Linked DNA regions of Homo sapiens: region 1 is linked to region 2. Evidence: read pairs that join two places in POLR2A ChIA-PET (ENCODE). Cell type or tissue: MCF 10A. All regions are shown on one strand. Region 1 overlaps LRRC42 (leucine rich repeat containing 42). Region 2 holds the start of YIPF1 (Yip1 domain family member 1).

Region 1 (5,000 bases), 70 kb before region 2:
AAAGACCATCAAGACAAAAGGAAGTCAAAGTAAAGTTCTCTCACTGTTAAGACTCAGTGAGAGAAGGACAAGAAAGACACCTCCTCACTAAGGCTGTGGGAGGTAAGAAACTTTCCCAAAACAAAGAGAAGAATCATATTTGAATCTTTATTTGCATGACACCGGAGTTTATTCTCTCTCCTGTATATACACACTACTAAGAGAATCTGTCCTTCTGAAGTTGGGTCAGACTGCTTTTTTGTGTAGCAAGCCAGAATTCACTTATTTTCTGAGTCATCTGTAAGATGACATTTTCTCCTAGGTCCAGTAAAGATAAGGCACAACCTAGTGACCAGAGCATGAGATATAAGGTCTGGCGCCAATTCTTTAAGCACGTGGGCCAGTTATAGCCCATCAGTGTCTCCAATTTGACATGAAGATGACAATTTAACCAAGGACTACCAAGTGGATTACTGTTTATTCAATGTGTTGGATAAGACACTTGGAATTAAGATGAAAAGCTGCATCAACCGCAAGGAAGAAAAATCTGGAGTACCTGGTCAGCCCAGCCCTCTGTCTTGCAGTTACTATGATCAAATTCCTTCAAAGGCACTTTGGAGTGAACAAGGCCTATGTGGGTCTGGAGCTTGTGCTTGACGGTTTTGATGTCCTAGTGAGGCAGAGACAGATCAGAAATGCAAATACATTTGGTTAATTCTTACTTGTTTTCAGTAGTAAATAAAGACCATCATAAATACCAGCCCTTTCTAAATACCAATTAGCACAGGCAAAATATCAAATTGTTGAGTCTAGAAAAATGAGAGAAGGAACCAAAAGTCTTACCTTGAGCCCTGTCCCAGAGATATCTAAGCAGTTTAGTTTCCTAAAAGAAAAGAGGTATCCAATGCCTGCATCTGTGATCTCAGGGTTACCTAGATGTCAAAAACAACGTAGCATTCTGTCACAATATAAATGCTGTTAAAATGACAACCAAAAATAAGCTCAGAAAAACGTCCGGGCAATGATAAACTATAAAACATTTGAGTTGGCAAACTTTTCAAAGTAAATTAAATACAGAGGTCTGATCTTTACTATTTGTAATATAAAAGAGCCACACTCAATGATCCCTAAAGATCCTTTACAGCTCTTACTTTCTAGGAGTTGGGGGTGAGCAGAAAAATAAATGAACCAGGTAGTTATCCCAAAGGGTTTAATTTGGAACCATATGAAAACATACATAAACATGTATTACAATGGTTTATCATACTTTATTCATGGCCATTTCACCTCCAAAGTAAAAGCATTTATTTATTTTAAAAAGATATTCAAGGGAACTTAGACACAGATACTATCACCACTCTTACCAACTTGCATTATTTTCAGAATCCTTTCTTATATATTACTTTCTCACGTCAGAGAGTACTACACTTAGCATTGAGTCCTCAAGGCCATAAGCGTAGTGCCTGGCACATTGTAGATGCTCAAAAAATATTTGTTGAATGAATACACTTCCCTGGGAGGTAGGGAGGACATTCATTATTTCTTTTTTTTTTTTGAGACAGAGTCTTGCTCTGTCACCCAGGCTGGAGTGAGTGACGCAATCTTGGCTCACTTGCAAGCTCCGCCTCCCGGATTCACGCCATTCTCCTGCCTCAGCCTCCCGAGTAGCTGGGACTACAGGTGCCGGCCACCACGCCCAGCTGATTTTTTGTATCTTTTTAGTAGAGACGGGGTTTCACTGTGTTAGCCAGGATGGTCTTGATCTCCTGACCTCGTGATCTGCCCGCCTCGGCCTCCCAAAGTGCTGGGATTACAGGCGTGAGCCACCGCGCCCAGCCAGGACATTCATTATTATCCTCATTTTACAAAGGCCAAAACCAATGCTCAAAGTGGTTAAATAACTGGTCTGAAGGTATATAACTGGTAGTAAAAGTGGTAGACCAAGAAGGGTCCTCAGACCTCAAACCACTGCTCTTTCTATTCTTTTGGCATCATACTGTCCTGCCATAGAGTCAATGGATGCTCGGTTAAATTGTAAATGATCTCTGTCAACCTCTTACCATTGGAGTCAATATCTGGTTAATCTGAGTAAATTATCCGTTCATCCAGCTTTTCATCAGGCAAACACTGATAAAAAAGGACCTAGCTGACAGACACCAAGGATCAGAGACTCAAGGAAAATAAAGATGAGTCAAATGTCCTTTAAGTATGCAATGAATATGATGAAAGGTGTCTCTGTTTGCACACAGCGAGTGGCATGGATGAATGTGTAAGGGTTTTTCCTACCCTAAAGAGGTGGTATGTGCTAGAAAAATCAGTTGGCCAGGAGTCAAGAGTCTTTGGCCTCAATCCTGTTCTGCCACCAAGTTTCTATGGCACCGAGGAAAGTCACCTTTCCTTTCTCACCTCTAAAATGAAGAGGAAGAACTACATGATCTCTAAGGCCATTCTTCCAACATTAAAATAATCTATAATTTCGAAGAAAACTTACATGATAAGTCTAATAATGTTAGATTCTCAAGGCCTCTTTTCATCACTCGAACTGGTGCTGTCATCTTCCGCACCCCAGCATCAGATAAACAATTATCCTTCAGGTGGAGCTGAGTTACACTAGGGAAACAAAGTACATACATAAATTACTCAAAGAGAGTTTGAGACAATCTAGGTATAAAAACATGCTTTCAACATTTTCATTTAAAAATATAACATATCCTCTACCTCTTGCTATTTCATACCCAATGCATTTAACAAAGTTAAGCTCTTTTGGGCTGGGCATGGTGGCTCATGCTTGTAATGTCAGCACTTTGGAAGACTGAGGCTGGAGGATCACTTGGGCCCAGGAGTTAGAGACCCCATCCCTGCAAGAAATTTTAAAAAATTAGCTAGCCAAGGTGCTGTGTGCCTGTGGTCCCAGCTACTTGGGAGGCTGAGGCAGGAAGATGGCTTCAACCAAGGATTTCAAAGCTGCAGTGAGCTATGATTGCACCACTGCACTCCAGCCTAGGTGACAGAACATGACCCTGCCTAACAAAAAAAAAAAAAAAAAGATTTTTTGGTGCCATTTCAGTTACCAAGTGAGAGTTAATTTAGTGTCATGCAGTACTAATTTCAGAGGGCAGAGGGCACTAAAGGTATATTGTTGAATGAGGTAAATGGACTTCCACTAGGGGATAAATATACTTTAAAACAAAAGCTGCTTTTCTGACAAATGGTGTGAAAATCAAAAACATTCTAACTATGTCAGGAAAGTCTGCTAAAGAACTCCTATGAGAATTATTTTTGCAAAGCAAACAATCCTCTAAATTTAACCAGCTTTATCAATCTAGATTTTCAGTTTGGGTTAATAAGGTATACCCATAATCCAATCCATCTGATGCTAAGCTGGAATTGGTATATTAATATGCTCCGTTTTCACATAAGAAATCTGAGCCTTGATGCTGGCTAGCCTCACACAACAGCATCTTTTTATGGGGCAGTAGGTAGGTGTCACTGTCAGAAGCAGGCCTCAGGTAGTAGGTTAGACCTAGGTTTGTAATGCTGTTGTTCTTCTGGGTGTTTATAAAACCACAGAGGGATCCATCTGTCCTCCTCTTTGCTGGCCAGAATAACCTGAGATCAGTCAGACTATTTGTGAATGGTATGAACTGGGCCATTTCTTTAAATCATGACTCCTGAAAAGAATTTCTTTGGCTGTCTTTAATAGTTCATTTTCTTTATAATTGTAGCTCATTGATAGTTAAAGTAGCAAACGATAATGATTGTTGACTATGGTATAATGTCTCATCCCTTGCTAGAATAAACTAGGACTGGATAAATAAAGGGCAAAACCCAAGGTGGGTGGATCACCTGAGGTCAGAAGTTCGAGACCAACCTGGCCAACATGGCAAAACCCCCGTCTCTACTAAAAGTACAAAAATTAGCCGGCGTGGTGGGGGGCGCCTATAATCCCAGCTATCAGGAGGCTGAGGCATGAGAATAGCTTGAACCTGGAGGTGGAGGTTGCAGTGGGCCAAGATCACGCCACTGCACTCCAGCCTGGACAACAAGAGCAAGACTCCGTCTAAAGAAATAAATAAATAGGGCCAGGCGCAGTGGCTGACGCCTGTAATCCCAGCACTTTGGGAGGCTGAGGCGGGAGGATCACCTGAGGTCAGGACCTCGAGACCAGCCTGACCAACACGGAGAAACCCCGTCTCTACTAAAAATACAAAATTAGCTGGGCGTGGTGGTGCATGCCTGTAATCCCAGCTACTTGGGAGGCTGACGCAGGAGAATTGCTTGAACCTGGGAGGTGGAGGTTGCGGTGAGCTGAGATCGTGCCATTGCACTCCAGCCTGGGTGGCAAAAACGAAACTTTTGTCTCCAAAAAAAATAAAAATAAAAATAAATAAATAAGGGGCAAAACCACTTTTTAACCTACGTAGCTTCAAGTATTACATATTAAAATAAAAGTTACTTAGAAAAAAAGAGTCAACTAACTGACTTGAGTCAACTGACTGACTTTCTAAGGGTTGTCTAATCTATATTGCTTATACCAAGTAAATGGAGATTGAAAATGTTTTAGGAAAAAAAAGCAAATCAACATAAGAATGGGAAGTAATCAGCATTCCTGAAGATAATCCTGTTGGATCAGCCTTTAAAACAATACTGAAACAATTCATCTGCAAGTGGTGACAGGTCAGTACCTAGACAGGGCTTCATTGGTGAGATGTTCTAGAAGTTCATGCTCATCTCCAAGCTTGCAACAGGAAAGATCCAGGCAGGTCAGCTCCCGGAAAGACTTAATCTCCTCAAGCTTTTCTGAAATCACGAGATACCTACGGAGCGTGGAGAGCAATCAATAGCTTCCCCTCACTACTCTTAAAGCATTACCATTTGTGGATTTGTATCATAGTCAATATCCTACCATCCCATCAGGACACAGTACTATGGAATAAGCAGACTTCACTAATTACTATCAGGGCAAAGGCTGAATTTTTTAATTAGTAAATGCCTTGAACATCTTTTTATGTGATGGTAGA
Region 2 (5,000 bases):
GCAACCTCCGCCTCCCAGGTTCAAGCAATTCTCCTGCCTCAGCCTCCCAAGTAGCTGGGATTACAGGCGTGTGCCACCATGCCCAGCTAATTTTTGTGTTTTCAGTAGAGATGGGTTTCGCCATGTTGGCCAGGTTGGTCTCGAATTCCTGACCTCAGGTGATCCGCCCACCTTGGCCTCCGAAAGTGCTGGGATTACAGGCGTGAGACACCGCGCCCAGCCGGCACTCTTTTCTTTACCTGCTGGTGCAGTGGTATGAGAAGCCAAAAATGCCTAAGTGGTAGTTACAGCTTCCAATTCAGTGGAACTGTAACTGGAATGGAAGTGTTCTCTCTCCGCCTTCCCTGCTTCCCTGGGACCAGGATCTCCAACCAAGCAGAACTTAAACTTGTGACGCAGGAGGCACACATTCTATGTGTGTAGGTTTCACTGAAAGTGATAGTAAGAAGTGCTACCCCTTGGTTTGCAAATCTATAGGTATTTAGAACAAAGTACCATTATAAATAATTGATAAACCATTGGTTTAGTACATGTACTACATGCCGGAGGACAATGCCCCAGTCTCCTGAGTATTTTCCCCAACCTGGAGCCCTAACTGTGCCTTTAACAAGCCATTCCACCATCCTATTAGGCCACCTACTATTGGATGACTGAGTCACATGGTAAGACCAGTGGGTAAGACCCATGGTTATGTGTCACTGTTGCATGTTCTTTACAATTAAATTGGTCCCTTAGTCCAAAGCAATGTTGTGCAGGTAATCATTGCAGGATCCGTAAGCAAGAGGACTTTGCTTTCCTTTAACAAGGGGGAAAGGACTACTTCTGCCACAGCCACCTTTCCCTTGAAAGATTCAAGGGAAACTGGAAACGAGGGATGGTCAAGTCTCAGGCTTTCCTACCCAAATATCCTCATCCCAGTTCTCAGGTTCCCATTCATTTTCTGACAATGCCCCAGCTTTGATGGAGGAGACCTACAGAGGCTGTGCATTCAGTCTTCGTTGAAACTTTGCCACCCTTACAATTAGATCTTGGGCCTGATTTTCAGTCCAGTCTTTCTCAAGGCTATAGAAGAATAAGAATCTTCAAAGCTGCCATAGAGGCTCTCTAGCTTTCACAAAGTGCCTCAAGTTGACAGTTGGCTGTTCTAAGTCTGTCATTTTATTTTCAAGGTTTCCAATGGAGTTAAGAACACCCAGTCCATTCCATAGTCCTTATAATTACCATTGTCCTCTTAATGTTCCTGTGCCACAGCCACTAGATAACTCAGCACCTTATCTTCTACCTGCACGTTATCCCAATCAACTGCAGACAGACACCTTAGTAATTGTGATGCCATTCTATTCTAAGTGTTATCACACCACCACCACCCCCCTCCTTCTCTCTCCCCTTAACACCAGCAATATATTTGTTGTTGCCATGTGACTGGTGCGCAGTTCAGTTAGAAAATGCCAACCTAAGGTTTTATTTTCTGGGGCCACTTTTGGTACCAACATGCCTTCATATTGCTTCCTCATATGAGTAGTTTATTGGCAAGTATGAATCCAAGCACCAGGAGTGAAGTACAGGGCTTGTATATCAGGGAAGGAAGGAGACCCATTGCGAAGATGCATTGTCAAATGCGTCACTTCCAAAGGCATTTGGTTGCTTAATCCTGCTAGGTAGTTTGAAAGCTATATGAAAGGGCGCCTGAGGGGGAAAAACAGGAAAAGCATATATTCATCAAGTGTTGACCCCATTGGTCAGAGATTTGCCTCATGAGACATTAACAACTCTCTACCCCTACACTTCTGGGATGCACCTGTCTGGGTGCTGATTGGCTCCAGCAAGGTCCCATGGCCCCATCGCATGAAGAAACAAGCCTCGAAGCAGAAAGTGAGAAGCCTGAGGCATAGACTGGAGGCAAGCTCACTCAGGTTATATCTGCTGACGCTGGAATAAGATGAGTGGCGGTGAAATAAGCAGCAGGTGAGGCCAAGATGATCTGAAATGGGACATAAGAGGTGGCTGATATACTAGCACAGCTGAATTCATGAACTGAGATTCATTCCTGGTACATACTCAACCAAAAGTGCCCTGCACATGCTCTAAGCCTCAGCTTTCTCTTTGTAAAATGAGGATAATCACCCCAAGATAGCAGGATTGTTCTGAGAATTAGAGATCCTGCATGTACAAAGCCTGATCATGATCATCTTGGGGAAAAAAATACACTATATATGGCTATTATTAGATGTAAAGTCTTTCCAAGCGCTCACTTACTGGGGGTGCTCATACGAACAGACATCGCGCTTTCGATCACTCATTCAGAATGTAATTGACTCATCATGTACTTTCTCACCAGTGAAATTTTTGTGGCCAAAAGAAACTGAGGGACTGGTGACGCGGGTGACTTAATTTTTTCTTTCACAATCGTCTTTCATCACCCGATTTTATATTTCCTTAGGAAAAGAGGTATAAACACACAGTAAGAAAACCCTAAACTCGAGAATTTTCTACGTTCCCTGGAGCAAGGCCAGCCCAAGTAGTCACACTCAGCGACCCCACCACTCCGCCCTCGCCTGTCTCTTTAAGAACTCGAGGCTCAGCCTCGGGAGAAGGGCGGGCGGGAGCGGGCTCTGCGCGCCGCAGCACGCAGGTTTCTCTGGGAGCTGCTGTCTCTTTAAGGAGGCGGGGCTCTTCCCGGAGGAGGCGGAGAGGTTCCGCCCCCCGGATCTCCGGCTTCCGGCAACTGGGCTGGACCGAAACCGGCGCGGAGCAACTGAGGCCCGAGCCTTCTCGGGACCCGGGGGACGCCTAACCCCGCGAGGTGAGGCTGCCGAGTTTGCGGGACCTGTACGAGGCTAAGGGGGTTCAGGATCTCCTGCCCGCCCGGGCCGCCGCGGCCCAGCTCCTCTCCCTGAAACACTGCCTCTGCTTCGCGGTGTCCCGGGCTGCAGGGTCGCCGACACCCCATTGCCTACTAATTGCCTGACTCCGCTCTAGGCTCCTTACACGCACTCCCATTTAATGACCCCCGCACTGTGTGACTAGGTATCGTTATGCACCCATTTTACAGATGAGGAAACTGAGGCCGCGAGGAGCGCGCATACAGCAGAGAAGCAGCAGAATCGGGAATCAAACCCAGCTCTGTCTGACCCCAGAGCCTGTGCCTTTAACCACTGGCTAGGCTGAACTGCCTTTGTTCTTCACTGTCCCCATCACCTCTTTCAAACCTCAGCCTCTCCTTCCTCATCGTTACATCTCTAGGCTGCACCTGCTCTCTAAACATTCACACAGTGAGTTGAGATTCATTCCTGGTACATACACAACCAAATAAGGTTGAATTGGAACCTTTGGATCCCCGGGGTTAGTTTCTTTGTTACAGTTTTAATATTTAATAATACCTGATGCTTAGTGGTTATCTTTATATAAACCTATTAAACCCCACTGAAAAGGGAGGCAAGGGAAAGTGATACCATTTCTAATACATAAGAGTTGTTTGCAGATACTTTATACTGTCATCCTATTATGTTTACCTATTTTTTTCTTTTAGAACCCTGCAAATTTTCTTCCTCATAATTGGGAGAAGACTCACTGGCCGAATGGCAGCAGTAGATGACTTGCAATTTGAAGGTATACCAGTTGGGTGCCCACCTTTATATTTATGATCACTGTTGCTACAGTCACAGCAAGTATTTTCATTCCTATACTGCCTCACACATTGAAGGATATTATTTCAAACATCTTGGTGGCTGTTGGCCACATCCAGGTGTTTCCTGTTTGTCCACACCAGCTGTTTTTGTTTTTGTTTTTTTTGCCAGATAACCCTTCAGATTGGTAACGAGTATCATAAATTTAGTACAGTGATTACAGAAAATGCTTACACAGTTCCTGCTTTAGTTCAGAAAACATTTATTGAGCACTTACTTTGTGCTTAGAACCGTACAAGATACTGGAGACAAAAAGATGAAGAAGTTTATCCACTGGTGGAGTAGATAAAAATGTAAAAAGATCATTAGGATGAAATGTGATCAGATCATTCCCTCATTGAATCAGTAAATATCTCCTGGTTGTGACCAGGAACCGGGCAATTGTTCTAGTTATCAGGGATAGAAGAGTGAACAAAATAGTTTCCTTGTGAAGCTCTCAGTCTAGTGAGGGGGACATGTATTTATTAAATGATCATTTAAATATATACCTACAAACTATGAAAGTGCTGGAGGAAAAGTTCAAGGAGATATTAGGACTCATAACCCAGAGCCTGACTTAGGCTAGGGATTGATGAACACTTGTTTGTTTGTTTGTTTGTTTCTTTTGATGGAGTCTCACTCTGTTGCCCAGGCTGGAGTGCCTTGGCTCGATCTTGGCTTGCTGCAACCTCTGCCTCCCGGGTTCAGACGATTCTCCTGCCTCAGCCTTCTGAGTAGCTGGAACTACAGGTGCCCGTCACCACACCCGACTAATTTTTGTATTTTTAGTAGAGACGGGGCTTCACCATATTGGCCAGGCTGGTCTCGAACTTCTGACCTTGTGATCCACCCATCTTGGCCTTCCAAAGTGCTGGGATTACAGGCATGAACCACCAGGCCTGGCCCACTTACTTGTTTTATTAACACCTTACCTAACATTTACTATATGTCAGGCACTGTTCTAAATCCTGTACAGATAATCCTTATGTCAACTTTATGAAATAGTTACTTTATTCCCCTGTTTTATTAATGAGGAGACTGAGGCACAGAAAAATAATTTGCCTAATGGTCACGCAGTTAGTAAGGGATAAAATCAGGATTTGAACCCATCCAGTCTGGTATCACAGCTTATGCTGTCTCTGTTATCTAAGGAAGAGATACACTGTTTAAAGATAAATCTATTTCATTTGCAAGTACTAGAAATCCACCTCAATTTGCAAATACTGTCAACCTCGTCTTCAAAATTCATCTAGCATCTGACCACCTCCACCACTACTCTCACCATGCTCAAGGTCACTGTCACCTTTTTTCTGAATTATAGCCTTTACCTTCCTT

What was found. Peaks named below come from ENCODE experiments on the same cell type or tissue, not always from the same donor. Only the 100,000 strongest peaks of a DNase experiment are listed, where the experiment ranks them.
Region 1: POLR2A ChIA-PET joins it to region 2 with 5 read pairs; 7 of 35 experiments call an interaction of 5 or more read pairs at or near these places.

The regions. Positions count from the first base shown.
Region 1 is chr1:53,957,945-53,962,944 of GRCh38, reverse strand. It overlaps LRRC42 (leucine rich repeat containing 42), which reads right to left. Exons shown (of 9, transcript NM_001256409.2): 4 at 4,665-4,796; 5 at 2,471-2,589; 6 at 823-911; 7 at 536-649. Among named protein-coding and RNA genes, the nearest start is that of LRRC42, 14 kb to the right of the region's middle. RefSeq lists an enhancer at 3,463-4,169. In MCF 10A, a CTCF peak has its summit at 3,095; no DNase peak of the experiment used is centred here.
Region 2 is chr1:53,887,516-53,892,515 of GRCh38, reverse strand. It overlaps YIPF1 (Yip1 domain family member 1), which reads left to right and starts at 2,719. Exons shown (of 11, transcript NM_018982.5): 1 at 2,719-2,803; 2 at 3,053-3,272; 3 at 3,530-3,609. The coding sequence starts at 3,579. RefSeq lists an enhancer at 2,486-2,780 and a silencer at 3,666-3,960. In MCF 10A, no CTCF peak of the experiment used is centred here; DNase peaks (open chromatin) are centred at 2,355 and 2,625.